Linked DNA regions of Mus musculus: regions 1, 2, 3, 4, 6 and 7 are each linked to region 5. Evidence: chromatin loops called from intact Hi-C (ENCODE). Cell type or tissue: heart. All regions are shown on one strand. Region 1 overlaps Trabd2b (TraB domain containing 2B). Region 2 overlaps Trabd2b (TraB domain containing 2B). Region 3 holds the start of Gm40228 (a long non-coding RNA gene). Region 4 overlaps Trabd2b (TraB domain containing 2B). Region 5 holds the start of Trabd2b (TraB domain containing 2B). Region 6 overlaps Trabd2b (TraB domain containing 2B). Region 7 has its middle 46 kb from the start of Gm40228.

The links. Hi-C counts contacts between places; a loop is a spot of excess contacts. Peaks named below come from ENCODE experiments on the same cell type or tissue, not always from the same donor. Only the 100,000 strongest peaks of a DNase experiment are listed, where the experiment ranks them.
Region 1: it touches region 5 in a loop (2.4-fold over the local background); 5 of 42 quality-filtered maps call a loop at or near these places.
Region 2: a loop joins it to region 5, with 2.7 times the contacts of the local background. A loop is called at or near these places in 6 of 42 quality-filtered maps.
Region 3: it touches region 5 in a loop (7-fold over the local background); 16 of 42 quality-filtered maps call a loop at or near these places.
Region 4: it touches region 5 in a loop (2.3-fold over the local background); 2 of 42 quality-filtered maps call a loop at or near these places.
Region 6: it touches region 5 in a loop (2.9-fold over the local background); 4 of 42 quality-filtered maps call a loop at or near these places.
Region 7: a loop joins it to region 5, with 2.6 times the contacts of the local background. A loop is called at or near these places in 4 of 42 quality-filtered maps.

The regions. Positions count from the first base shown.
Region 1 is chr4:114,470,437-114,474,436 of GRCm38, reverse strand. The region is part of intron 2 of Trabd2b (TraB domain containing 2B); the gene reads right to left. Among named protein-coding and RNA genes, the nearest start is that of Gm33710, 48 kb to the right of the region's middle. In heart, a CTCF peak has its summit at 2,146; a DNase peak (open chromatin) is centred at 2,136; H3K27me3 peaks cover 3,685 bases.
Region 2 is chr4:114,457,729-114,461,728 of GRCm38, reverse strand. The region is part of intron 2 of Trabd2b (TraB domain containing 2B); the gene reads right to left. Among named protein-coding and RNA genes, the nearest start is that of Gm33710, 35 kb to the right of the region's middle. In heart, CTCF peaks have their summits at 542 (motif pointing left) and 1,932; DNase peaks (open chromatin) are centred at 1,158 and 1,878; H3K27ac peaks cover 762 bases; H3K27me3 peaks cover 941 bases.
Region 3 is chr4:114,344,521-114,348,520 of GRCm38, reverse strand. It overlaps Gm40228 (a long non-coding RNA gene), which reads left to right and starts at 1,898. Exons shown (of 4, transcript XR_868021.1): 1 at 1,898-1,946. In heart, a CTCF peak has its summit at 2,283 (motif pointing left); no DNase peak of the experiment used is centred here; H3K27me3 peaks cover 2,128 bases.
Region 4 is chr4:114,511,092-114,515,091 of GRCm38, reverse strand. The region is part of intron 2 of Trabd2b (TraB domain containing 2B); the gene reads right to left. Among named protein-coding and RNA genes, the nearest start is that of Gm33710, 88 kb to the right of the region's middle. In heart, a CTCF peak has its summit at 2,219; a DNase peak (open chromatin) is centred at 3,221; H3K27me3 peaks cover 1,295 bases.
Region 5 is chr4:114,403,670-114,407,669 of GRCm38, reverse strand. Trabd2b (TraB domain containing 2B) reads right to left here and starts at 946. Exons shown (of 7, transcript NM_001085549.1): 1 at 751-946. The coding sequence starts at 852. In heart, a CTCF peak has its summit at 1,844 (motif pointing right); DNase peaks (open chromatin) are centred at 689, 919 and 1,819; H3K4me3 peaks cover 1,969 bases; H3K27ac peaks cover 1,649 bases; H3K27me3 peaks cover 2,826 bases.
Region 6 is chr4:114,609,163-114,613,162 of GRCm38, reverse strand. Trabd2b (TraB domain containing 2B) reads right to left here. Exons shown (of 7, transcript NM_001085549.1): 7 at 1-3,238. The coding sequence ends at 3,034. The region is part of intron 1 of Gm33655 (a long non-coding RNA gene); the gene reads left to right. Among named protein-coding and RNA genes, the nearest start is that of Gm12829, 69 kb to the left of the region's middle. In heart, a CTCF peak has its summit at 1,791 (motif pointing right); no DNase peak of the experiment used is centred here; H3K27me3 peaks cover 2,813 bases.
Region 7 is chr4:114,298,608-114,302,607 of GRCm38, reverse strand. No RefSeq gene overlaps it. Among named protein-coding and RNA genes, the nearest start is that of Gm40228, 46 kb to the left of the region's middle. In heart, a CTCF peak has its summit at 2,066 (motif pointing left); no DNase peak of the experiment used is centred here; H3K27me3 peaks cover 638 bases.

The DNA of each region.
Region 1 (4,000 bases), 67 kb before region 5:
CCTCAAACCTAAAGCATACGGCATGTATGCACTGTCCTTTCACCCACACATCTAGCCTCCTTGTAGCTCTCCCCATGTTTATCCAGAAACATAGCCACCTAGAAGTGAGCTTGAAGATAAGAGTAACCAAGTGACTGAGCTGTTGCAATGGGTGCTAGAAGGCTCATGAGTCCAACCCCAAGTTCTGCTTTTCTTCCCTAGGTCTGGAATGCAGACAGGAGGCTGGACCACCTTGCACTGCAGAAAACGCCAAAACGCCTGGCAGCAGAAGCAAGAAAAAGGACTCCAAACCATTCCCAGCCTCCCGGAGCAGAGCACACTCTCAGCCAGGATTTTCACAAGAGGAAATATAAGTGTCTGACATAAAACCACTCTGCTTGTAAATCAAATTCATATTCTTTTTAACAGACTTACAAGGTCTCTGTGACAGTTAGATGAGACCAAGCCTCAGTGTGGTGTAATAATACATGGGTGGTATTCTGTTGGGTAAAATGACTTTCTATATTGAAGTGACCCTTGGGGGAACAACTCTGTACACCCCATCCACAAAAAAACTAGACACCTCAAAAACTGCTCAGTGCTTGACAGTTATAACTGCAGAGCCCACCCCACCATGAACCTTTCCTATGACAGAAGGCATCAGATATAATAGACAGGACAGAGCTGATAGAAAGGCACAGACCTCAGGCAGCAAGTATCTTTCTTCTTAGGAAAAAAACAAAATGAAAAAACAAACTAGAAAACAAGTCAAAGATTCACCAAGTCATTGAATCTGCTGGATTCACTAGGGACAGGGCTTCCTGGTGTGTTCCCTAAAAGAAAGAAAGTCACACACGGATGACATCCATTTGTATGTCCCCATGGTTCCTGTTCCATTGGTGAACATGGACTCTTGTTACTACTTTGTGTCCTCCAGGAAACCACACTCCTGAGGGCAGTCCCCTCCTCCTTCCGCCCATGTCTGTCCTTTAGGATCAGCTACATAATTTGCAAGTTCTGGAACAAAATGATGAGGAACCCCTAATTTATAAATTATTTCCAGTCTCAAAACGGTGTCAGTCAAGCACAAGATAAGTATGCGCCCTAGGTGGCATTGGTGCCTCACGTTCAAACAGCTGGTCCCATTCCCTCAGGCCCAGGCTCTGGCTGCACACAGTAGGAGTTACAGGCGATGCTTTGCTGGAGAGAACAGAGTCTGTACACAGTGCGCAGCCTCAGTGCTCTGGCGTCATCCTCAGGGAGGTTGGGCTCAATGTGTTTTTTATTCTTCTCCCCAGGCCCAGTTCTTAGCATTTCTTGGAAGAAGTGGGCGAGGGAGACCTGGGGGATCAGAGGCTAGAGGTCACCTAGCAAACAGCCTGCCCTGAACTTAGCAAGTGGGCACGAGCAAGCACCAGGCTTTGCTGAGCCGTTCTCCTCGTTTCTTGCCACAAGATATAAACTAATCTACTTAGTTAGAAAAACATGGTTTATTGCAATCTAAGTAATTTGTATTTCTTTTTCTACCACAAGATGTAAACTAATCTAGTTAGCTAGAGCAAGTTGGTTTAACTGAATTCAGAGTAATTACCCTCCAAAGCAAAGCGATGTGTGTGTTTTTTTGGTTTGCTGGACTTTTTTTTTTTTTTTCCTTTCCAGTATTCAAAAGTTGAGACGTATATGTACTTATGACTAAATAAAAGCCAGCCTTCTTTCAGTTTGTTGGATCTTTGGCCTTTCTGGAGGGTCTCAGCCGCTATCCCAACCACCTGGGACTTCCCGAAAATGTGCTGGAGGTGGCATGGAAAATCCAGCATGTGCTTTTGTGGAAAAAAAAATTTGTAACAACATTTCCTGGAGCAGTAGAGTGCCAACTCACGGGGAGGGGTTGGTGTGCTTGGGGGAGGGGGTGAGGACGGGGCAGCCCCAGGGCTGAAGTGACCTGGGAACCTTGTCTCGGTTATTGTGGGCAGGGGCACTGTCCCATGTTCTCAGGGTCAGCATGCCCCAGGAGAAAGCACTTCACACAACCTAGCCATTCCTATCCCCATAGGACAGGGCTGAGCCAGGCTCAGCAGGGATGACTCATCTGGACCAGGGAAGCTAGGAGGCAGCCCAGGACCTCCAAGGCATTCCCTCTCCTAGAATCTGGGGTGCTTTCCCAGCAGTTCCCAGCAGGGGCCAGGCCACCTCTTACTTTGCAGTAGGTTGCTGATCACCACATCCAAGCGCCAGGGCAGCTGCTCTGCGGACACCGAGCAGCCACTGTCTCACTTTGCTCTTTGCCCACTGGGCTAGTTCCAGCTTCTGTGACACTGTCTTCTCTGCTACAGGACAGCCTGGTGGATACTTAGGGACAGTAGTTTTGTTCCTGCTATGCCTCACCTCTCTATGCTAGGCCTCAGTTCTCTGGTTTCTCTGTCCCTCTCATTCTCCACACCAGGGAATGGACAAAGCTTCCAGAGGTTGTCCCTGCTGGAAGTAGTATGCTTGGGAGTAACTCAAGCGCCACCTGAAGCCATGAAAACTGACAGCATTTCTAATAGGAGAGTGATACTCACCTGGGTCCTGCAAATCCAGTGGAGTGCTCACTGGATGGGGAAAAAAATAGAAATAAAAAGGAGAGGAAAAAATGACTGGTCCTAACTAATGGTGGCTGGGCAGGTTTATTGTAGATATGTGAGAGGGTGGAGTTAGAGGCAAAGGCATCTGGGAGAGTCCAGAGTGCTCATGACTTGGCTGAGCTAGGAGAGGAGGGGAGGAGAGCAGGGGTGTTTTAGGGTAGCCAAGAGCTGAGTGCAAGGTGAAGGGATGTGGGAAATAATGAAGGCAGAGCCAGGCAAGCTCCTTTGCTTGGAGGCAGTTTCAGCAGCAATGTGCAATTGGATAATTGAAATCAGAGGTGAGGGCTGGGGAGCAAGAAACTGGCTCCAGGACAAATAGAGATGATTGCTATAGCACCTATTGGCCTGGGCTCCTCCCAAGACAAGCTACTCAGGGGATAGGAACCTGGCCCCTCTACAGAGTCTCAGTGTAGGAGGATGAGAATAGGTGACAGGAGATAAACCTTTCCTGCAAGGGCCATGAGGTGAACATGCAGGGCTTGTAAGAATACTCCATTGAACTCAGTTCTTCTGGAAGAACAGCTAGTGTTCTTAACTGCTGAGCCATCTCTCCACTCCACTCCATTTCTTTTCTGGTGTGCACTGACGGGACCCTGAGTATACTAGGATGTAGGTGGGATGCTGGAGAATCAGAAGTGAACTAGGCAGGTATAGTCCTTTGTGCCCAATGCCCTGGGTATAGAAGTGGTTACACAGTCTCTACCACCAGAAGCTCAGTTATAGGTCATGCAAGCATGAAAAAAGCCTACTCCAGGACACAGATAAACACTTCAAGGTGGGTAGACACATCTATGGGTCAGTAAACAGGGATGCCAGTAAGCACGGGATGCCAGGCATGACCATGTGTTGAGAACAGTGTCTGGTACACGGCAGATGCTCAGTAAACATGTCTTCCATACAAAAAGGAATAAGATGACTGGACAAAGCTTTGCAGGCAGACAAGACATCTTACCTAAAGGTTGGGAGAAGCAGAGGTCGGGTGAGTTGTGCAGGAGAGTAGAGGCACTGCCACCATGGAACTGCCTCAGGAGGTTGGGTAAGCAGAGATGGGAAGCTAGCAATGCTCTGCTTAAGGTTTTATACAGCCTGTCAATTGTGGTTGCTGGAGCCCAGGTAGGATCCCTGGGGTCCACACATACACCTCTAAGCTATCATCCCACAGCAGGCTCAAAACCTCATTGACAGGATGAGTTCTGTTAGACTCCAAGAAGAAAAATGAAGTACAGTAGGTAAGGAAGGATCCTCAGCTAGGTGACTGCAGATACCAAACACCCCTTCACTTTGGTGAGTCAGAGACGTGAGGGGGAAACAGAGCCGTGTATCTGTCTTTGTGTATCTGCCCATGCTGAGTAAGGGTATCCTGATGCTCTGACTCCTGGGAGCAGTGTAGGAGGCAG
Region 2 (4,000 bases), 54 kb before region 5:
TAAGGGCAAACTTAAAAAGCTGGAGTCCCTCAGCCTGGTATTTTTCCCTGTTTGGCTGGACCTGATGGCTGGTAGGTTTGTGAGCACAGTTGATTTCCTCCTCAAAGGTTTTGTTCCTGTCAGAGACGTTCTTCCTGTAAAGTCTGTGCAGCCTTTGCTTACACAGCCAGGGCTAAGCTGAGACAAAAGACGAACCCAGAACCCAGAAGCAAAGAAACGTCTGGCTCTCAGACAGTTACTTGAATGGAGGGGCCAGGAGGATTAGAGTCCTGGGTGACTCCGTTGCCTCACCCAGCTCATTCCCATCTTCTGGAGTCTCACTGTCTCAGAGCCCTGCCCTGTGTCGTACTTTATCGTGTCTTTTCTGAAGAAGACTGTGAGAGGCTTGGGAACAGCTCAGTCTACATCTCTCCACTGTCACGCCCACTCCTGTCTGGTTACACACATGATCTCCCAAGGCTGGTACAGCAGGCATCCTGTCACCATCTAATGTATGCACAGTAACACCTGGTCTCCTTCTACTAAGCGTCCCTCTACTTTCACTCTACAAAGCTGCCCTCAGGTGGCTGGCTGAGCCACTGTGAGCCAGTGTCTGGGACCTGGTAGACATGGAACACACACACACACACACACACACACACACACACACGAGAGAGAGAGAGAGAGAGAGAGAGAGAGAGAGAGAGAGAGAGAGAGAGAGAGAGAGAGAGAGAGAGAGAGAGAGAGAGAGAAAGAGAGGAAAGGGGGGAGGTGTTAAGCAACTCAAGGGGCTCCTGTCCCTGTGTGAGGCTGGGACTGGACTTTATGGAAAAAGGCTAACACGATTCTCTTTCCCACCATCTACAAAGCCTGGTAAAAACATATGACTGTCTAGTGTCTGGAAACTGCAAAAAAATCTTCTATCAAATTCTTAATTCCCATCTCTCTAAACCGTGTCTGCTACCTCCCATCAGGCCAATGTCACCAAGGCCTGAGCGCTCCCTCCCTGCTCACTGTATTCATATTCACTCCCACGTAATCCACCTCCCCCAGCATTTTGTACTTCAATGTCCCTAACCCACACTAGTCCCTCTCTTGGAATAGTCTTCCTCCACACCTCTTTTTGTGGCTTCCAGCACCTCCGTGTTTTCCAGGGAGCCTCATGATACTCCTCTTTGTCTCCTGGGCTCTTGTACATGCTGTTCCTTCTATTTATATACCTTTCCTATCACTCCTGGCACTTGCATAACTGCTTCTACTCTGGCTGTCCTGAGCTACATGCTCCCACAATTCCCTGCACTGTTTTCATACGAAAATGGACCTGCCTTATAGACTGGCTTTCTCCTCTATCTCTTCCTCTTCCTCTTCCCCCCTCCCACACTTACTCTCTCTCCTCTTCCAGATCTCAGTACCCAAGCAGTTATGTGCTCAGGCTCAGTGTAGACTGAAGAGTATATCTTAAGTTTCCTGGAACTCACACCAGCAGCCCTCCCACCTGAAGGTAAAGTGTATGGCACGGCCAGCCAAGGTTTAGAGTTCAATTCCCTGAATACCGTCCATGTCAAACAGAAGACGCCAAGAAAGAGAAAGACCAGGGGGCCTAAGATTTATGAGGAAAGTCAGCTTGGAAAAAGCCATAGCCCCAGAGGTGGGCAGGAGCATAGCTCCTTCCTCGGGGATGTAGACCACTCCACATCTCTGTATCGTGAGCCCCATGGATCAGTGTTTAGCTCCTGGCTCACTCTAGCAATCCCCTGTCCTTCAGCTTGATGCAGGCCAAGGCCACTGTCAGCTTGAGAATGTGAAGAGGGAGCACAGTGCAGGCGATGGTTAGCCATGCCTTGCCCCCTCCCTCCTCTCTAAAGCTCCACCAAGGACAGATTTAGGAGCAGCTGTGTGACAGCATGACTCCTTTGTTGGCAGCATACATACAGAGCCTAATTCCCCATTTAGCCTCCAGGCAGCCCTAGTCCTGGAAAAGAGTTCAGAAAAGCTGCAAGTCATCCACTCCTCTGTCACTTCTAGGGCGCTGAGTAGCGAGGATGTCAAGGACCAGAGAGGGAGAGGGACTAATCCAGAGCCCCACTGTCAGACCACAGGCAGATCCCCTGATGTGGGCTATTCACTGTGGGACGTCCAAAGGCCGTGCTCATGGTCTTCTTGGCACAATTGTTCAGATGAGAAATAAAAGCAAGGTGGAGTTCCTGGTGGGGAAAAGAAAGGCACAGCTACAGAATCTTAGAGCCAAATTGGAGTCCTTTTAGTTCTTCTGGCTTTGGACCATTCCAGAGCTCCACAAAATAAAACAAAACAAAAATAATGGTTATTTCTACTGTTTCCAAAGGAACCTAACATTCGAAAGAAACAAGTGGCTTGTTCTCCATGTGGCCACTGCTCTGTCCATTATGTTTTTGTCAGGTGATTTATGAACAGGGTAAGCAACGAGGAAGGGAAGGCTGTGGCCTGCTCAGAGCCTGCATCTCAGAGAATCATACAAACACACAAAGCAACAGATGACCAGGGTAGAAGGTTAGAGAAGCAGACTGCAGGGGCCACTTCTGATCTTTGGGGCTGTTCTCATCAAGAGAGGTGATCTTGTTTAGGATATTAGTTTCTACTTCGACTGAGGTGGAAGTCTGTTTTCTGGTTCAGGGTTCAAGAATAAAGGTTCTGACACCAGCAGAATTTGCACTGTTTGATTTCTAGGCGGTACTATGAGGAGTAAAGTTTCTGGAGTAAGGAGCCATGTTTCTGGAGACACTATGTAGTGAGCCCCTGAGAGTATGCCATAGGGCAGAACTTCCATGTCACAGTAGTTACAGCCAAGGGCACTGGAGAACTTACAAAATGAGTGCCCACTGCCAGAATGTCTTGCTGACAGCTTAGGAACTGGATGGGAGACAGTAATCCATTAAGTCTAGAATGGTTTATTATGGTAGCAAAAGATAGCTCAGAAAGTCAGGTCATGACAACCTGCCCCCATCTGTTTCCTTCCCATGAAAGAAGAAGAAGCAGAGAAAAGGGACACGGGGATAGTAGAGCTACTTTCTGAGGATGTCCTGGGAATATTTTGACTAGATGTTTTAAAGAAGGGCAGCCATGTGATGATTCAGAGATGAGCTGCCAGGTAGGGGGCCTAGAGGGGAGAATGGGAGCTCCTTTGAGGAGTAGCAGAACAGCAAAAGAACTAGAGGAAGATGGAGAGGCTGCCAGGTGGAGAGGGTGGCAAGTCAGAAAGAGATCTACCAGGCTCCAACAACAGAAAGCCTGGAGTCCACTGCAGGCCTTGGCCTTGATTCTTGGTGAAAAGTAAGTTCTGACCTAGCTCAATGTTGTGGGTTCTACAAAATAGCTGTGGAGGAAGCAGCATCATGGGAGGGGTACTTACTAGGGGGCTAGGATGAGGTGATGGTACTGGAGAAGGTAGCAGAAGCAGGATGTAGTAGTACTCATTGCAGCTGGCCTTCCTGCATAGTCTGGTATTGGGGCAGAGAGGCACAGCTTAAGGTGAGCTCCTGCACTTTGGCTTTGAAGCATTCACCGAGATTAAACTTGGGGAGGGGAGGTTTTGAGAAACCTGAGGGAAAAGACTGAATTGGAGTTTGGTCATAAACATGTTAAACTTAAGGCTCCTGATGGTCAGATCAGTATTAGTAATATAACGTGAGGTGTAACCACCATGTTTCCAGTTGGCTCAGATCTACCTAGTTCCTGTGAATCCTGGCCCAAATCCTAAGACCTTTGTGGGTGCCATATTATAAACACTTGAAACAAGTGACATGCCAGCATGGGATTGAAGGCTTTGGAAGGGGGTAGGAGTATCTGAAGTGTAGACAGGGAGGGTATGTCAAACAGAGCATGCATGATCAAATTTAGGAAAAGTGATCCCAGGGCAGCAGTGGTAGTGGAGCTGAGCTGAGAAGACTAGGGGAGGTGAGTAGAGAAGGGGAGAGGAGGAAAGGAGAGACTGTGAGGATGTCCAACTCATTGAATTTGAGCGATATAGGGAATTGGGAGGTAG
Region 3 (4,000 bases), 59 kb after region 5:
TTGGTTTTATTTAAGGGTGAATATCCCGAAAGTGGCAGGCATATTATCTAACTGAACCTGAACTCTGTAGAACCCAGACCAAAGTAGATTCTGAGTAGACTGTGTTCTCTCCATGTTTTTTGGCTTTGTATAATGTGTTTGAGAAAGGTTTCCTGGTCTCTTGTATCTCATGTGAAGAGGACAGTAGGCTTGGAGAATAAATAGTATCCTGGACCTTGGATTCTCTTCAGGGCAGTAGGGTCTGGGCTCTGGTCTTAGTCTTAGCTGAGATGGTTAAGAAGACCGACCTAGTCTTTTCTTATACAGGCCTTCTGGGTTTGGAGGTCATGGGTTGGGAGTGGAAAGTTTATATCTTTCTTCTGTTCCTTGGGACATCTCTCCCACCCAGAGGAGGAGATGAATCTATATTGCAGAGAGTTTCATCTGATTATGATGGAACCCACAAAAGAGACTAGAACACCATTGCATACACTAGCAAGATTTTGCTGAAAGGACCCTGATATAGCTGTCTCTTGTGAGGCGATGCCAGTCCCTGGCAAACATAGAAGTGGATGCTCACAGTCAGCTATTGGATGGATCACAGGGCCCCCAATGGAGGAGCTAGAGAAAATACCCAAGGAGCTGAAGGGATCTGCAACCCTATGGGTGGAACAACGTTATGAACTAACCAGTACCCCAGAGCTCTTGACTCTAGCTGCATGTGTATCAAAAGATGGCCTAGTCGGCCATCACTGGAAAGAGAGGCCCATTGGACTTGCAAACTTTATATGCCCCAGTACAGGGGAACGCCAGGGCCAAAAAGTGGGAGTGGGTGGGGAGGAGGTGTGGGGGTATGGGGGGACTTTTGGAATAGCATTGGAAATGTAAATGAGGAAAATACCTAATAATAAAAAAAGAAAAATCCATTAAAATATGAGGACTTAGCCTGTAGAAACTTGGGCTGGGATAGGGATCAAAAGTTAGAGAGGTGCTGCTGACTGGGAGTATAAACAAGTCCACAAAAGGGATAAAGAAATTCCTAAATGACAGATCCATGATGGGTAACAGGTAGTTAATAACCAGGAAAGGTGATGAGGATAATAGTAAAATAATTATTAATAATATTACCTGCAGGAGAACATTTAGACTTTAGGCATGTTTTCTGTCACTATCTTATCAGACTGTCTCCACCCTCCCCAGGGTGGGGGGGGGGGATGCTAAGCAAAATGAAGGAACTTGATAAAGTGAACTCGCTTTCTCTGGGTAGTACATGGCTGTAGGACATGCCTGAGTACTTCTCCAAGGCTTTCTTAGAGAGTAGGCAAACTATTCAGAGGGACGATTTGGATATGAGCCTAATCTGGCACGACTCCCCAATACTGCATTGGCTTTCAGCTTCTGTAAACTCTTCCTTCAGCAGCAGACCAGGCTCTTTGCCCTGTTTATATGGCTCTTACCATGTGACCTTGAGTGGAATGCTCTACCTTCTTCAGTTTCCCATTTGTGTAAGGTAACAACTGGCTAGTCTGGAGAGTTAACACTTTCTGTTGTTGTTATTGCTTGTTTGAGACACTGTCGTATATTTTAGGCTGGCCTAGAACTTTCTATGCAGCCTAGGATGACCCTCAACGCTCAGTTCCCTTGCTTCATCTTCCTGAGTGCTAGAGGTGGAAGTGTCTGCTACCATACCTGGTTTATATGGTTCTTGGGATCAAAAGCAAGGCTTCCTATATGCTAGGCAAGTACTCTACCCATAAAACTACATTTCCAGCCCAAGAAACTCCTCAGTTCATTGTTTTCTCATGGTAAAGTCAGATGTCAGGATTATGGGTCACAAAGGCATGACATGGTGTAACCAACTTAGCAGTGCTCAGGGCACAAGGTGAGGACTTGGCACTAGAGAACTGGAGGCAATGTCTGTGAAAGTTCCAGGATGAGATGCTGGTGCAGAACAGGCTGGGAAGAAGGTAGCTGTTCTAGGATCATGAGTAGTATCTCTCTTGCTCTGGAGTTTCCAAGCTGGGCTCTGTGGGTGCTGACTGTGCCATAGATTCCATATAATGTTCCCTTAGAAAATGTTTGGTGATTTGTGGAATCTTGCTAGAGTCTTGGAAAGGCTATTTCACAATTGGAGTGAGGCTTCAGAAGTTTGGCAAATTCACATTTGTTACATTTTACACATGTGAGAATGTTTGCTGTGGGGCAAATTTATCTCATTTTTATCTCTGCACTTTACCCTCTTGAGGCACTTGTTCTCAAGGGAAATCAAGGTTCCTCTTGGAGAAAGGGGGCCGTGCTGCCATCTACAGGCGAAGAAGTGAGTAGACTCATTTTATAAAATGGTCAAAGAGCAAGGGAAGAAGTGAGGTTCAGTTACCAAGTTCAATATCTCTCTTACCTTGCTTCACACATCCCATTGGAACAGAATCTGTTTGTTGCAATCCAGAATGCTAATGGTGCCATTTCCATGGAGGGCCACCAGGAGATCTCTGGGGCTATCACACTACCAGCTGCATACACAGCCCATGATATTCAGTATCAGTCATTGCTTGCTTCATTCTATATTAGATCATCACTTCAACATTAGATCTTGATTCGTGAAGGTCCTGTGTCTTCACTGACCCCACTAGGATAATCCAAATGGCAGTTCCAAGAATATATTAAATAAGGACTTTTTTCTTGTGGATGAATGAACTCAGAGGACTTAGCTAAAAACTTGTCCCAGAGAAAGAAGCAGGCATGCTTTTAGAGTGAGCAATGCAGTCTGTTTAGTATGGGGAGCAAGAAGGGTAGGTCTGAGATCCTGCCCTCTATACCTCAGGGTGGAGTGGTAACTCATTGCTAAGTCTCCACGGTCTCAATATTGCAATTGCAATTAGACAACCTGGGTTTTCAGAGAGAGAGAGAGAAGGGCAAGCATGTATATTACCCTCAGGATGGCAAACCCAGTGAAGTTTTCTCCATTTTCCTAGGGAAGAAATTAGAACTCTGAATGCAGAATGGGCACACCCAGTGTTCCTCAGCAAGTTCAAACTGGAGTCAGGACTGGAGCCCAGGCTACCCAACTCCTCATTATAGGCTCTCTGAGAAAACTTTCACAGTTGGTGACCTCCCAGAGCAGGCCATGGCTACCCAGCCACAGCTCCCCTTCCCTGAGGGGTTTGGAGGTGAAGCTTAATCTTTAATGAATTGGTTTTTAGTTTAACTGCTCTTTTGGCAATGATTAATACCCAGTGACCTAGTCTGGCATGGGTGATCCTGACCAGGACTGACCTATGCATGTGCTGGTAGCCTGGACTTACTTGTAATTTGTTGAGGTTTGAGAGGGTGCAGGATGGCCCTCTACCACGGCATATACTCAGTAGTATGTCTGTGGCTATGCTATTAGATTGTTACTCTTCAGAAGGAAGCATCCTAAGTGACTCTGGCATAAGCAGCTGGTAATGTAAGTCATGTTAAGAATGTCCCTTGAGCTGTTGATGTGACAGCTCTGGTGTCTAAGGGTTCAAGGCATTACAGAAGTTGTGGCTTTTAATTAAAGACCATCCTCTAATGGCTGGATTCATAGCACAACCCAAGAGTATGTGTCTACAGGGACAAAACAAAGTCCCAATGGCAGGCCTGTTGTGGTGCTTGGGAGCAAGGATTTAGATCTGAGTGCAGAGGCTAGCAAGTAGTTATCTACTATAAGGACCTGGGGATGCTGAGTCAACTAGAGGAAGCTTTCCTATATGCTTATGCTTCCCCATAGTCTCCATTCTCAATCTGGCCATAGCATACCCTTTGAGGCAAGGTAGAATAGGTCCCACAACTGCATGATGGCCACCACTGGAGCAGCGGGGAGCCGTGGGCGGGGCTGGTCCTCTACCTTAGGATCATGGCATCTCTTCGGAGTGTCAATACTGCAAACTGGCTAATGTCTTGATCTTGTTGCCCATGGTCTGCTTTGTGTCTCAGAACTGGTAGGCACCAGCAATCCATCTGGCAGCAGTTTCCTCCCATGACTACTTAATAGATGTTT
Region 4 (4,000 bases), 110 kb before region 5:
TTCCTTTATTTGTTAGCAAATTGGAGCCTGTTAACCAAGGCAACTACTATTCCTGGATCCTCATTTTTGACTTTGCCTATAAGGATCACATAGTGGTCAGAGAAATGTTTTATGCCTCCAGGGAGAGCCCTGTGGTTGATCCACTTCCTTTTTTATCCTCTCTTTCATAAATGAATTGGGCTCACACTATCCTCATAACCTCCATAAGAAGCTCATATTATAAAATTCTCTCTTCAGCTGTTTATTTCTTCCATCTTGTAGGTAACCACTAGTTATTAAATGGTCACGTATATTTATATTGTGTGGGTTCTCAATACAATTGGACTGAAGAAGTATAGCTACTTCTGTGATTATCAGAAGATAGAAAAGGAAACATCTCCAGACTTGTTGGTCATAAAAGAAACCAAATGTTTTCTGGTTTTGAGCAAAAGACATCTCATATACAGGATTGGGGGTGGGGTGGGGAAGGCAAACTAATAACCAATCAGCTGCTGAAATGGGATTGATAAGCAGATGTGTATCATGTGGTTCATAAGGAAAGGTGAAACTGTGATGGTATACAGGCTCCCAAGAGCATCTATTCTCTACCCTGACTATCTGTTGTTCCTAGGATTAGAAAACCATCAAGAAGAGGCAAAGCTTGCTGCCAAGCCTGATAACACAAGTTCCATCCCTGGACCAACATGAACTGACTGTCCTTTAATGCTCACAGTCCATCAGATACAAGGGGAACCTGAGTGTATCAGTCAGCTATAGCCAGGATACAGAAACTGTGCAGAAATCTGAACAGATGTAATTATCCCAACTAGTTTCCCAAGATCTGGGCTAACACCTCAATTACTCACCACAGATAATGAGTGTCTTTGTCTAGCTGCCCAGGAAACCTGAAGCTAAACATTCACCCACAGTGTGCTGGCTGGGACTTCTTGTGTTCCCATCCCACCTGTGGCCGTAGGGGAGCAGTGCATCTTCATCCCAGGGTGGAGGATGTTATAATACAAGTTAGGGCAGGAGTATGGGGAGTAGTGGGTGGAGCTCCATCACCTTAGAGATGCAGACCTGGGCCAATGTTGATGATAATAACCCATAAAGCAAACTACATAACAATGACATTGCTGAGTTGCAAAAGGAAACCCATAGGAATTAGCAGAATAATTGATTTCCTCTAAGAAATGTTCAAAACTAGCCAAAAAGTCTACATCCTCATCCTTCTTTCTTCAATTCCTAACTCTATGTCAACCAACTTCAGTGATATGAATCCCTTTCCTGGGTTCCATTTCTGTTCTGCCTGTCCCCCTACTATGACATTTGTCACCAAACTTCTTGCTTACATGTTCCCTTCTTATTCTTTATGGCATGCTCCAAATCTTGTCCTGTGTCCTAGTATGTCCTTGTCCTGAGTCTAGTATGGTTCTTGCTCTTAAATAACCCATGGGCCAGTGTAGAAGCAAGTGACAAGACAGTGTAACAGCTCAGTGTAGAACAAGTGCAGCAGGGCATCTGGTGGGTTCTTCCACTTGATGTCAGAGAGGGTAGGCCATCTTGAGTTGAGTATGGGGGAAAAGTGGACATATGCCAGTCTGATCAGATAAGGAAAGACATTTGGATGGAGAGAGAAGCAATAAATTTCAGAAAGCCTTAGAACTTCAGTGAGACACTCCTTTAAATTAGGACACACAGCATAGGAACCAAAAGAGTCATAGCAACAATGTCTAACTTAGATATTTTGGCATTGCCCTGCATGCCAGATGGTACTTTGAATGTTACATGGGCTGGGTTCTCTTAGTCTTCACAGATGAACACATGGAATACCTACTATCATCCCCATCCCATAGTTGAAGAAAACCAAGGTAAGCATTTACTGAAGGAGTTAAGAGGACTTGAGAGTTACTATAGTAGAAAGAGGAGAGGGGTAGACAGGTCCAAGAAACCCAGTGTATCAGTTGGCAAGTGTCCTCTAAGACTTACTTTGGCTCTCTATCCCTACACTTACAGGGACCAGATCTAGACTAAGGATTGAAACCTGGTCAGGGGCAACTAGCTCACAGACAGCAAGGGAAGTCACTCACTTCCAAAATTTACAGTTTTAAAAATATAAAATGAAAAGACCCCTTCTCCCATCCTGCCACCAGGATGTCAGCTGAGCAGGACACTGAACCCTGAATGGACTGAATGCTTGCCAGCATGAAGACAGCTAACACTAGGTTTAGTGTTTTCACTGAAGACTAGTGCCTGATGTTCTGTGCCCACCAGGGGGGTGTCAGCACAAGTGGGATGTCTGGGTCCTGTCCTTCATCTCATAGACGAGACAGAAAAGCAGGCAATGGCCCTTACAATGTATGAGTAGGTTACAGGGAAAACTATTCTGGGATCTTGGTCCCAGCCCTCAGGCCCAGTGCTTCTTTGCCTTGGTGACCCACCCCTTCCTTCCCTCCTGACAGTCTTTTGGTCTTTGCACCCACACACTGTGGATCTTCATGAGGTCATTGCCCTCTGGAATGATCAGGGCCTTCCCAAGGAAGGGGAAGAGCCAAAGGACAGGCAAGTATATATGCCTCCACCTATTGAGGAGCTTCCAGAGATATCTGGTTAAGCCATGCTACATCTGATACAAGGTAACATGTGTCTACTTATAATCTCATCAGACTGTGGATGTTGAGATTTCCTTAGAAGTGTTAAATCAGCTACATCCATTTGGGGCTTATGTATCAAGAATTTACACATACTCCATAACTAAAGAAGCAGGGGTGTCAGGTGGTGTTTGGTTGGGGGAGAGGACTGTGCAACATAGAACAAGCCAGAGGGTCAGGGTAGTGAGGAAGGGAGAACATCAGTTGTCTTTCAAGACCTGGTATCATCTTTCAGATGTGTCTACAATGGATGTGTGTGTGTGTGTGTGTGTGTGTGTGCAGATCACATAACTGCATAACTGATTTCTTACTCTTGGGGAGAAAGTCTGAACTCATGTCTAATAATACATAGCTTTGGTGACTAAGTGAAGCCCAAGGAAGCAGCATCCAGACCGTTTATTATGAGCCAGGCCCTGAGGAACAGAACCTTCCCTAGGATGTTCTTTTACTAGTTCAGAACCCACTTGAGCTCATGCAAAAGCTGAACTCTAGCCGTGGACTTGTGAAATATCTGAATGTGCAGTGAAGTGGTTCTTGGCTTCTCAAGATAAAACACTGGGATTCATTACATGAGACATGAGAGGATGCCAGTGCTAGGGGGACAGTGGGATGGTGAGCTCTTTGTCACATGCCTTGGCACTGATAGTGGCTGGACTGTGAGCTGCTGAGAAAGGAACAGTCTGCGTCACGGGGGTCAGGGGAGAGTGTGCAGCTCATAAGTTCATGAAGAGATGGGAATGGCATAAGATGCTGAGTTTTCAACAGACAATATGGCTAGTAGGTGAGTAGCCTGGTAACACACTCACCAAGGCAGCTTTCAAGAAAGCTTTCAAAAAGGATAATTAGGAATTCCGAAGTAGAGAGGAGTAAGATGATTCAAGGTAAAGGAACAGCAGAAGAGAGGGCTGGGGGAACACCCCACTGACCTCTTCAGGAAAGAGCTAGCATGAAGGTGGCTGGTATGTCCATAACAAAAAAAAAAAAAAAAAAAAAAAAGGGAGATAGTGTCAACCAAAGGGCACGGTGTACTTCAATTTGGGTCACCATGGCCCAGGTGTAAGTTCATGGTCATTTGTAAGGTTGTCTGTAAATACACGAGAGACCATCTCAAGTTTAATGCTCAACTAAATGAAGACAAGTATCTTCCACCTAGAGGTTTCACATGGGCACCAGGAAGAACATGGTGGGAAACAGTGGTCAGAATCCTGGTACCATTCCCAACGATTGTTCAAGGAGCTATGAGAACCAATACAGACAAATCTCGACTATCATAGTTATGAAAATAGGAATTCAAGCTCCGTCTCTACCTACCTCTCCTCACTTCTGTGTAGTACCTCATGGGGCCTTTCACAGAGGTAACAAGATAGGAG
Region 5 (4,000 bases):
CAACAGTATTCTCGTCTCCTGGCATCTAGTTCAGGATGATTGCCAACGCATTAATCTATATTTGAAGATAAGGGCATTGCAGGAAAAAATATCAAGAGATGCCGGGTTTGGAGAGGAAAGTTGGGAGAAGCAATAATTACTTGGTGCCCTTAGGAAAATATTAGACAAGCAAGTTCATCCTGTCATTTCCGTTTCTCTCCTATGATATCTTACCCTTTTCAGGAAACAGGGGCATTTGGGACAATCGGTACTGGGTAGGGTCTGGGGTACAGAGGGAGAGGAGTGAGAATGAGCACCAGGGTTGGAGGATCCAGCCTTAGGTCAGAAAAAGGGTCAAGGAGAGGGAGGGATGCCTGGCCTGGGGCACTGTGTGAATGAAACAGCAAAAGGGTTGGAAGTCAGGGTGTAGAAAAGGGTACTAGGTGTTGGGAAGATGAAGTCAGAAGAAGGCAACCAAAGGGTAAAGGTAGGATAAAAGACAGGAGAGTTAGAAGCGGACACAGAGAGGGGATCCATCCAACCAAGACCAAAAGTCTAGGGGAAACTGTCCGCGAGTGGAGAAGGAACCATCTGGGCTGGGCTCAGACTTGGAGTCCGGGAGGACAGATGCTAGGGAAGGGAGCCCAGGCTGTGCCCAGAGGGCGGAGGTGGAGCGAGTGGGCTGAATGGAGAAGGCTGGTCCCAAACCCTGGCCCCTCAGGCTGGAGTGTCCAGGCAGGCGGGAGAGTGGCAGGGCTGGTGCTCGCTCACCGATCCAGGCGGCCGGCACTGTCCTCCGTCGGGGGGTTGCGGACGGGCGCGGGCGGTGGCAAGGAGGGCGGCTAGCAGCGGCCCCGCCAGGGCGGCGTGCATCCTGCCGGGGCCCGCGGGACGCGGGGGTCCCTCTTGGGCAGCGCCCCCTCAGCAGGGCGGGGAGCCCCCAGCTGGGCACCGAGGATCTTCTGGAGCACAGGGCTCCAGGCGCGAGATGCTGGGAGCCCGCTGGGGCGTGGCTGGATGTCCCTGTCGGACCTGGGGGTCTCTCTGGGGCGGGGCTCCGGTCTGTTGGAAGAGGGGGATCCTCTGGGGCGGGGCCCCTCACCAGGGCGCGCAGCCGGGTTGGCCGAGCCCCGGAATTCTGAGAGCGCGCAGGGGTCCTAGAGCGCGTGGGGGTCCCGGAGCCGCGTCAGGGTCCAGGGGTACGCGGGGCTCCTGGGGCAGTCCTGAGATTCCAGGGTGAGCGGGGGAACTCGGGTTATGCTGGGCACCCGGGGCGCGCAAGGGTCCCAGGGGTGCGCGGCGCTCCAGGGGGCGCGCAGTGGGACAAGTGCGGCAGAGGGCGCGGCGGGGCGGGGGTCTGCTCTGAGGTGCCGGGCTGCCCCCGAGCCCGGCTCAGAGGGGCGGCGGGCGGCCGCGCGGCCGCTGCCCGGGCTCCGCCATGCTGCTCCGCGGCCGGGAGGGAGGGAGAGAGGAGGGCGGGAGAGCGGCGCGGAGCCGGGCCGGGCGGGGGGCTGGGGCCGCCGGGCGGGGGAGGGGAGGACCCGGCGCGGGAGGCGGGGGGCCGGGGCCGCGGCGGGCCGGGCCGGGCCGGGCCGCAGGGAGTCGGAGCGAGCTCGGCGCCCGGGCGCGGCGAGGCGGGGTCTGCCGGGCATGGCAGGCGCTCGCTGGCTCCGCGCTCGCTCTCTCGCTCGTTCCCTCGCACGCGCGCGGAGGGAGGCGAAGCCCGCAGCAGCCACTTCCCAACTTTCCAAACTTCCCAGCGCAACTTTTTCCTCTCCTCCCCTGCCTGCGCCTCCTCCCTCCTCCCTCTCCTTTCCTCTCCTCTCTCCAGCTCTGCGCCGGGATGTAGCTCCTGAGCGCTACCGCCAGAGGGCGTCTGGCTCAGTGGACCTTGGGTTAAGGTGGAAGTCCAATGGTCAGGCTGAGACAAATTTGGGAACATGGGCCAGTTTCTCAGAGCACATCTGCGAGGCCTGGCGAGAGTAAGCAGTTAACAGGACAGGATTTGTGTAGGCACTTCGAGGTATATCGGAGAATGAGATGGTCACTGGAGATCCAGAAAACGTGGTATTTGCTTACAACGTTTTGTCATGCTGCTGTGCCTAACACCACCACATGTGTTCCTAGGCACTCTGCAAAGACCCACTACATTAAATTAAAACATGTCTAAAGAACATAAAACAATTAGAATTCCTTGGAAGCTCCATTCAGTCAGTCATTCTCCTGTCTGTTTCTCTGGGTGTACACACACACACACACACACACACACACACACACCGCTGTTGTTAAACAAGATTTGCTAAGACTCTATCCTGATATTGGAGGTTAAAGATAAATTGTGTGATATTATCAGAAGTCTATAGCTGACAGACATGATGAGATATGCAAGTAGACAATTAAAATACAATCATAGCAGAAGACCAAGAAAAGGCAGGCAGAGGAAGGGTTCCTGAGGCAGGCTCAATGGACCTCAGGCTAAGAGGTGGAAGTCAGGCTGAGACAAATTTGGGGATATGGGTGAGTTTCTCAGAGCAGATCTGCGAGGCCTAGTGAGCATAAGCAGTCAGCAGGACAGGCTATGGGTAGGCACTTTGAGGTATATCAGAGGTGCCCTGGAGTCAGGGCAAAGCCCTAGGAGATGATCTTTAAGATCTTTAAATCAGCAGTAGCTAATAGAAGGGAGTGAAGTGGCCGGGTGTGGTGGCGCATGCCTTTAATCCCAGCAGCACTCAGGAGGCAGAGGGCAGCCTGGTCTACAAAGTGAGTTCCAGGACAGCCAGGGCTATACAGTGAAACCCTGTCTTGAAAAAAGAAGAAGAAGAAGAAGAAGAAGAAGAAGAAGAAGAAGAAGAAGGAGGAGGAGGAGGAGGAGGAGGAGGAGGAGGAGGAGGAGGAGGAGGAGGGAGTGAAGCAGATGGATCACCTGCTGCCAAGGTATAAAAGTGGGATAAAAGGGCCTTCAAGGGACTGCCTACAGAAAGCAGATGGCCAGAACCTGTGTCATCATGCCAGGCCTGAGAGCATGCCTTTGTATGTATACAGTCATGGGAAGATACTCCAAGATTCAAATTTGCAAGTGGCTAGGTTATATCTTTACTTACAGGGCTCATGATTGAGGGAACAAAGTAGAGGCAGAGTGGCCAGTGGAAGCCAAGGCCTGATCCTAGGCCTTTTGGCTCCCAGCTAAGGGCCCTCCTCCCCTCTCTCCACTCCTGCCTCGGTTGCACATGGAACCACTAGAGAAAGGAAGGCTCAAAGTGTGAGTGAAGCAGAATGACTTGCCTCTCCGAGCCTAGAATGCGAGCAACTAAGAACTGGACTAAAAGTGAAGGATGTAAGCACCAGAGGTGGCTGTGAAATTTCCACTTTTTTCTTTGCAATTGCCTACAGTTCAAACTGCTAGATATCAGGAGCAACTTGTTCTGCTCAGCCTCTTATCCCACATACCTGCTTGGTGACAGATGCTAAGCAAACCAGAGTGCCCAGAAAACAGGACACCAGGGCATAATGTAGTAGCTCTGTCTCTCACACACAGAGTTCTGAGATCTGCAGTCATAACAAAGAGAGGTTCTTGAGAGATACTGCCCTGACTCAGCCCCTTTCCCCCTAAAGCCACCCATCTGCTTCGAAAGAGCAGTGAGTTGGTTAGAGTGAGAGTCTGCTTCCACAGAGAGATAGGAACATGGTCTTCACTGGGGAATTAGAAGATGGCAGATAGGGAGTACAAAACCGACCAGATCAAACTTAAAGTGATGGTATGTGTGACTATGAGTTAGTAGTTTTTCATACCTTCCCCCTGTATTTCAAATAAAAGTTCTCTCAGATCGTGTCTTTTCCCCTAAAATGATAAAGGTTTTGGCGGCTAATTGTCAGAGGTAACTGCTGTAACTTCCTCCTTTACTATGTCATGTAGGGCAGTCAGCAAGCGTAGACCACAGCCTCTTGGAGTCTGTTTTTCTCCAGACCTCTTCCTGGCTTCACTGTTTTTCAGTGACTCGATGTGTGTGATACTGCCTTAGGC
Region 6 (4,000 bases), 210 kb before region 5:
CACCTCTTTGATTCCCCGCTAAGTGCTGGTCACTTAATCTGCTAGGCCACAGGCCTTCCATCTTTCTGTTTGACTCAAAGTTAAAACGAAAGTCCTAAAAATACTCATTGGAATCTCAAGGGAACTGGGCTCTGTGTTTATGAGTCTAGCCAGCAAGAACATGAAGTCTGAGAAACTGCTGATGGACTACTGGTCTGTTTCCAGAGCAGGAAGGGAAGTTTAAGTGGCCTAGCCATACATTCTGTTTTGTGTGCAAGGTCTCCTAGGATGTAGGCCAGCAAGTTGAGTTTGCTACTTGCTTAAACCCTGGCTTGGTAGAGCTCTCCAGGGGCCAGGAAACTTTGGCCCTAGGTGTCTGAACAATGGTTCTTTCTTTCTAAGTCCACACCTACCTTGAATTTTGTTGATCTGTTGGACTACTCTGCCCTCCTTCCCTCCCTCCTGCCTCCCTCCCTCCTGCCCCATCCCTCCCTCCCTCCCTCCCTCCCTTTCTTCTTCCTTCCTTACCTCCCCTCCTCCCTTCCCTTCCCTTCATTTTTCATATAGGGTCTGGTCATGTACTTCAAGCTGTTTTAGAACTCACTGTGCATCCCAGTCTGGACCTCTTATGATGCTTGTTGATGCTCTTGCCTCAGACTCCCAAGTACAGTCCTTACAGACATGTGCTACTAAGCAGGGCACGTCATCTTTAAAAACCTTAAAATGTGGTGGGGAAGAGAATTTGAAACACTTCCTTCCCTTTCAGTCTTCCTTAAGAAGGGGTCTGGAAAGACAAGTGGCCTGATGTTGGGGCTGGGAAAGTAGCCCAGGATAGCTCCACTTATCCCATGTTGATGGTGAACTCTTCTGGGCCCAGAAGGGTGGGTACAATTCAGCCCATGTGTGTAACCCTGGCACTGTGCTTGCACAGTGATTACATGCTGTATTAATTCACCATCTTGGCCCCACGCCTGGCACAGGTCTGGGCACACGGTCAGGTGCTTGGACTCTTTCCCCAAATGCTTCATCTTTAATTAACCTCGAGCTTGATCTCCATACATCTCATGCCATACTCTGCCCCAAACAGGGGAATCTGGCCTGTGTGTTTCCAATTCCTTTACACTTATCTCATCCCAATAGCGCTCTGCACGATCCGTTTGATGTCTAACTTCTGAGCCTGCTTTAAAAGTCAGCTAAGCCCCTTCCCGCTCAGCAATAGGAAGTCACATTTTTTTGCCAAGGATAAACTGACTCCAGTCCTGGTTGAGGTCAAGTTCAGTTTACAGTGTGGTGTCCATGGGACTGGCGGGACCCTGTGAAGCAGAGTTCCAGAATCTTGCCAGGTCTCAGGCTTAAACCTGTCCACTGGGGCAGAGCTGGAAAGAATTCTGCTGCCTGCCAGGATGCCTGTGGGACCCCTGACTATGCAATGAGTTGCCCAGAGTCCTGCCATCTCAGAAGGGAGATGTCTGCCAACCTAAGCATGGCGGTGCTGTAGCCAACCAGGCGCCATCAAGCCTGCCAGGGAAACCCATGTGCAGTGAGGTGAGAGAACGGGACCGGAGTCAACATGCCTGTCTCAGCTGTGCCACTTTGGAGAGGCCTTTCCTCTTTCTGGACCTTAGCGTCATTCTTACTCTTGTTGCCAGGTGAGGGCTCTTTTCTGCTCTCAGGATCTAGGACTCCTTAAATAATGAGCCACAAGTCCAGCTTTGGCCCACTGTGTTCTCAGTCAGACCCCGGAGGACAGAAGGCTTCTGTGCCTCAACTCCCTGCCTGTCCATGCTGGCTGCTAGAGGCTCCTGGCTACAGAAGCCAGCAGGGGGAGCTGGAGAAATGGCCTCCTTGTCTGCCATGGGAAGATTGGGAGGGTTCCAGTTTGGGAAATCTGCCTCCCCTGGTTCTTCTCCTGACCGAAAGAGCAGGAGTAGAACACAGTTTGAGGAGCAAGGGTATTTTTTGTATCACCCTAATCCAGGGCTGGGCAGGGCATACATCTTGGGTGGATCTTTTCCCTCTTTTGGGGGTTCAGCCTTATCATTGAATTGGAGGTCATCACATCGCACAGCAGGCTTTTGGCAGGTGGTTGTCTCTACCACGGTCATCACCACAACTGGAGGCTCCTGCACTCCATCGCCCCTAAGACTGTTCTGTGTCCACCCCTGCCCATTCCTGTCCTCTGCCCAGCTCACTTCCCAGCCCTAACCAGGTTTACCAGCCCCTCTTGAATGGAAGCTGGATCAGTGACACTGGAACATCAATCACCCACTTGCTTTGTGACCTTGGGTAACCCCATTCACTTTTTGGATCTCAGTGTAGCCATCTGACCACAGGACTGGGCTCATCTCCCACAGCACCAGTCTCCTACTTTAATGGAAAAACCCACCAGGAACCCTGGCGGGCCAGTCCACAGACACGTGGGACTTCAAAATAGCAGCATTCTTCTTTCTTTCTTTCTTTCTTTCTTTCTTTCTTTCTTTCTTTCTTTCTTTCTTTCTTTCTTTCTTTCTTCATTTCTCCTTAAATTGCCCTTCTGGGGCCTGGACAGGGTTAGGGAGGATGGCTGGCCACTATGCCCCTGGCTCTGAAATTTAGCCTCACAAAAGCTGGGGCTGCCTTTCTGCCTGCCCTCAGAGGTGCCTACAGTGGGAGAAGTCAAGCCTGAGTAGGAGGCTTGGGGCCAATTCAAAGCCACTGTCTACACAGGTCACAGAGGTCATGGGAACCTGGGTTCCTTCCCTGGGTTGGTGTTTGGGACTAATTCAGGGACTATAACATAAGCTACATAAAAATAGTTTTATCAATAGAATAAATACATTTTCTCTTTTAATATGGACACATATTTTACAAAAGAGCCCCATAGCACTATGGGAAATTAAGACCTTCTACAAAAAAGAAGATGTAACTGGAGTAGAATAAAGCTCTAGTGCTCTAAGGTCCCTGTCCTGTGTGAACTGCCTTGAGGGTGTTAGCACCATCTGAGGTGGTGTCAGATGGTGGACACGGCCACAGACTCCTGTGGTTTCTCTGGCTTCTCTGCAAGGGTGGTCGAGGTCAGGAAGGCCCAAGGCTGTGTAGTAGGAAGGGGGCTACAATGGAGGCAGTGATGGCATGGAGGAGGCCCAGTGTAGGCGCTGAGCTGCTGGTAGGCCCCACAGCGTCCTGCTGCTGGAGTTGGTGTGAGGACTTGACAAAGGGCTTGGTGGTTTCGGAGCTGGGGGTAGGCTGCAGGGGCAGCGGAGGTGGCGAGATCGTAGTGCTGCAAAGAGGAAACACAGGGACCGTCAGCAACCTCCTCCTAGGAAGAGAGCTTCGGGTTCAGCTCTAGTTTTAGCAGGTACCTTAGGGAGGAGGAATAGTCTGGAACCCCATAGCCAGCTCCACTGACCCCCAAAGACAGAGTGGGCCCACATGTGACTGATCATGAGGGCGGGTTCCAGGCAGAAACAACTGCAAAGTCAACTGGAGTCCCTAGAGTATAGCTTCCACCTGTCTCCTGATGGTCTACACCTTGTTGTTCCGCACAAGGTTGCTGAAGGTGGCAGAACACACACACACACACACACACACACACACACACACACACACACACACACACACACATACACACACTCCTTAATTTTCACCACATCATCCTATCTGCCATAGGAGAAGCATCCCCCACACCAGCTGTTCAAACAAGATTACTATCCTCACAATAAGCCTTCAAATGAGTCTTACCACCTCCTTTCAGCAAGGGTGCCTCAAAGAGGCTACTGGGTATCAGGTTCTGGGGCAAAGTAGGTTTGTACACCCATAGGGCAGGAGAGGAACGACCACTGTCTCTTTCGGAGATGCAGGCATAGCGCTCCTACTGAGTTTGTTTGTAAAACAGGGGTGGGGTTGGGGCTTCCACAGCACATTTTAGCTCACAGAAACCAGTGTGCTCTGTTTCCTGCCATGCTGGGCTTCAACCACATGGGACCGGTCACAATCTCACGGTACTGTTTTACATTACCTCATCCCCATCATGCCCACTGTC
Region 7 (4,000 bases), 110 kb after region 5:
GCTTGACTGTAGTGTCTCTGCACTAAGGTTTAATGGCCAAGTGTTAGAAACCCCCATGTATTGATACCAGCCTCTGGGGAACTTCTGGTATCATGATTACTTCCTTTGGAACTACCTGAGCTCCCAGCCACTCTGCCCCTGCTACTTGCTGTGCTGTACTTCCTAATGTTTGAGCCCCTTCCTTTAGCTATAGTGCTGGAGATCCTACACCACAGAGGCTTCTATCATGACCACAAGAGGCAGGCACACCTGGGCTCCAGAACTGCCCAGGTAAACTGATAACAGGGCATGTAACACTTCTTATGTAGAGCTAGGAAAAGTGCCAGAAAGCTAATGAAGACTTGCCCACCTCCTAGAAGCTGTAGCACAAAGAAAAATGGCCATGGCATAGAGAGTCTAGATGTAGTCTAGGCCTTTTGGTAAAGGAAAGGAGGGTCACAGAGATGTTGGCAAGGTGTAAAGTCTTCCTATTAGAACTTTATATGCAGGGTTTAATCAGCAGGAAATCTAGACAGGACTCATTTTTCCTATTTCTGCTTGAAGCAGCTACCTTGGCTGGATCCCCTGTGGCTCACATCAGTTCAGCAAACATTTATTGAGCATGCATACTGGGTGGTAGACATTTTGCCTTGGGTTCATTTTCTGTACCCAGAGGAGTCATTAGGTATTCTCTCTCTCTCTCTCTCTCTCTCTCTCTCTCTCTCTCTCTCTCTCTCTCTCTCTCTCTCTCTCTCTCTCTCCCCTCTCCCCTCTCCTTTCCCTTTCCCTTTCTCTTTCTCTGACTCTGACTCTTTCTCTCTCAGTGTGTGTGTGTGTGTCTTTTGCTTATTTTGTGGCCGAGTGTGTGTCTTCATGTATTTATATATTTATGTGCTCTTCTGTACTTCTGTGATGCCTGTGTGTTTGTGCTTTCATGTATATGTCTTCATGTATGTCTGTGTATGTGTCTGATGTGAATCTTTATGTGTGGGAAAGGACATGGGAGGACATCTTGGATGCATCGGTTTGAAAGGCTGCCAATTCTCACTCTTAGTTTTGAGAGTGATCAGATCCTACTATGGTCAACAGTAACCCTAGTTGAAAGGAGCTGAAAATGAGATCTTGCTAGCTTCCCACTTCCTTGGAGAAAACTGAGGAGCTGGAGTCTAAACAGTTTTGTGAGGTAGAGAGCTGAATTTTGTGACAGACAACAGAGATACTCCAACCTGCCTATTGGGAATGAAGTAGGGAAGAGGAATGGGGAACTGAGAAAAGGTGCTACAGGTGGTCCTGCTTTGGGCCCAAGTCACCTTTAAATATCTAGTCCTGGGGACTTCAGTGCTTTCTTTATTCACAAGTATCCAATCAGGTACCCTGAGACAGCACCAGTAGGCAGACAGTAAAGGGCAGGCTGTGTGAGAACACAAACATATCTGAGCATTCTTTTGCTTCATCCCTGGCTGCCACACTGAACCAATTATCTTTAGGAGTGGGGACCACAAACTGAGAATATCTTCTCAGGTTGGGGAGGGACTGATTGTGAAAGTCAAAAGTAGAGAAACACATCCCTGATGAGCCAAGGGTGGAAGCATCACAGAGACAGCTTCTTACCTTCAGAGGAAGAGAGGGTTCTTATCAGAAAGTGATCCTGTAAGATGGTGAAATTCAGACTTGGGAGTGTTTATCAGAGGCCAGGGTAGCTCACCATTAAGGCTGGACCATCTGAAATAGTTGTAGAAAGACGAGGCCATGAACTATTTTGTGGGATGGGTTTCCTGCCTCAACTCTTTGACTGAGTAGAGGGCTGCTGGTGCAGTGTGTAAATGACTGCCCCTAATCCTCATACATTACACCTTCTCAGGATTTACTGATGATGGCCGAAGATAAACCCAGCCTAGTAAGGCACAGATATGTCTTTCTGTAGTGCCAGCTGTATTTGAAGATCATCCAGGGTGACTAGCAATGTTCCAGGCATGAAAGGTGACTTGGGGGACCATGTCTAAGCTGCAGTGCTGATTTCCTCCTTGTTCTCTGCTGTATCTTTTCCAATCTGTGGGTTAAGTGGGAGGTGTTTGGCTCCCTCTGGTGGTCATAAAAGTCTTTTAAAAATAAAAGTTCGACAGTAATTGTGCATATTCATGACTGTAGTGTGATGCTGTGACATAAGCTTGAATATCTCATGACCATATCTGAGGAATTTGTGTGTCTACTCACTCATGCCTTTATTTCAATTAGAATTGTTCAGAGGATGGGAGCATTAAAAATCCTCCTATCAGCCATTTTGGAATGTACAACTCATTACCATTAAAACTGTAACCCATTTGTCAGTAGTTTAGTAAATAGAAATTATTCATCTACTCTATTTCTAATGACTTTCAGTAATAGAAGAAAAAAATCACTACATGGAATAGGAGTGGTGTATCCAAGAGGGTAGCAGGCTATGTTATGAATGGGGTTTCTGGAATGCTGTAGGTAGCCTGTATAACTCTGATGACTTAGTGGAAACAATAGAGACCTGAAAGCTAGCTGGAACCAAAGGATAGGTGTGAGCTAGACTCAGAGCCTCACAACACATCTGAGGTTGTGCATAAGACTCTGTTAGCTGAGGGGCCTCAAAGCCTCTCTGCATGTGTAATCATAGAATTGGGCATTATGGCTGTGTTCATCTGGGCTACAATTATCAATCATCTGGGAGGTTAAAATGTACTGACAACTATATCCTAACTCAAGGGATACTGTCCTAACATATCTGAAGTGAGAGTCTGTACAACAACAACAACAACAACAACAACAACAACAACAACAAAACACCAAAACCAACACATCAAAACCAAAACCCAACACCACCAACAAAACCCTTAGGGCCTCGAGGTGAGATGGCTCAGCTGTTAAGGGTGCCTGATGCCAAGTCTGATGACATTCGTTCCATTCTGAGGACCCACATGATGGAAGGAGAGAATTGACTCCTGTGAAGCATCCTTGACCTTCACATGAGCACCATGATATGCACAACCCCTTCCCCAACATGTTGGTATAAAAAGAAATAAGTTAAAATGTAACAATTTTCTTTCAAGAGGCTCCTTAGGTGATTCCAGGGTGGAAGAGTGGCTTAAAAACAAATCTCAGGGGAGACCAGTCTGGCTGATATTGTCTCTAATTCAGAGATTGTTTTCGAGCAATTTCTGTGTGAAAGCTGTGTTCTATAGCCAATGGTGTTATTTTACCCTCAGGACAACAGGCTGACATTTCTCACCCATAAACCTAGACATAGATGTGGATGTTTGCATCCACAAAGAGATCTCAGGAATAAACTCAGGTGATCTAATTTGTCCCTCATGCCTCTAATGTAATTAAGTGTGCACTATCAGGAATGCTGTACCCAGGACCTACACAGTACCTATGTCACTTTGCTCCCCAGTATCTGTTTTGCTAAGGCTGCCATTGTATTAACTCAGGATTAATGATGTATGGAGTAGACGTGGGATCACTGGAGAGAGACATCCTCAGGGCAGGTTTCCGGGCCTCTGGACTCTGTCACTTCCACAAGCACCTGCATCTCCTTTGCTCTTCCCTGTGTCCTTGTGTGAAGTTTAACATAGACAGGAAAAGGCAAAGAAAAGACAAGCTACAAGGTGGGCAGCTGTGCTTGAGATAGCAGAGGGTTATTTTGTTTGTTTGTTTTGTTTTGTTTTTAGTTTTAGTTTTTGTTTTGTTTTGTTTGTGAGTGAGCTGTTCCTATTAGCATCATTCTGATGGCAGACATTGTTCTGAGGTGCTTGGGGAAAACCATGTGCTGAAAGAGGAAATGTGTGAAGCACATTGTAGATTCTTGCCCAGTCCTCCTACCCTCTCTCTGGCCATTGAGTAAGAATTCACAAGAGATGGTTAACTGGGTCCAGATGGGGCTACACCCAGATGCCAGGAGCTCTGGATCAGATTAACAAGAAACTACACGAAACAATGTCAGCAGTAAGAACCACACCCAATTGAGTGCTACCCAAAACCAGATGCCTTGCTGCAG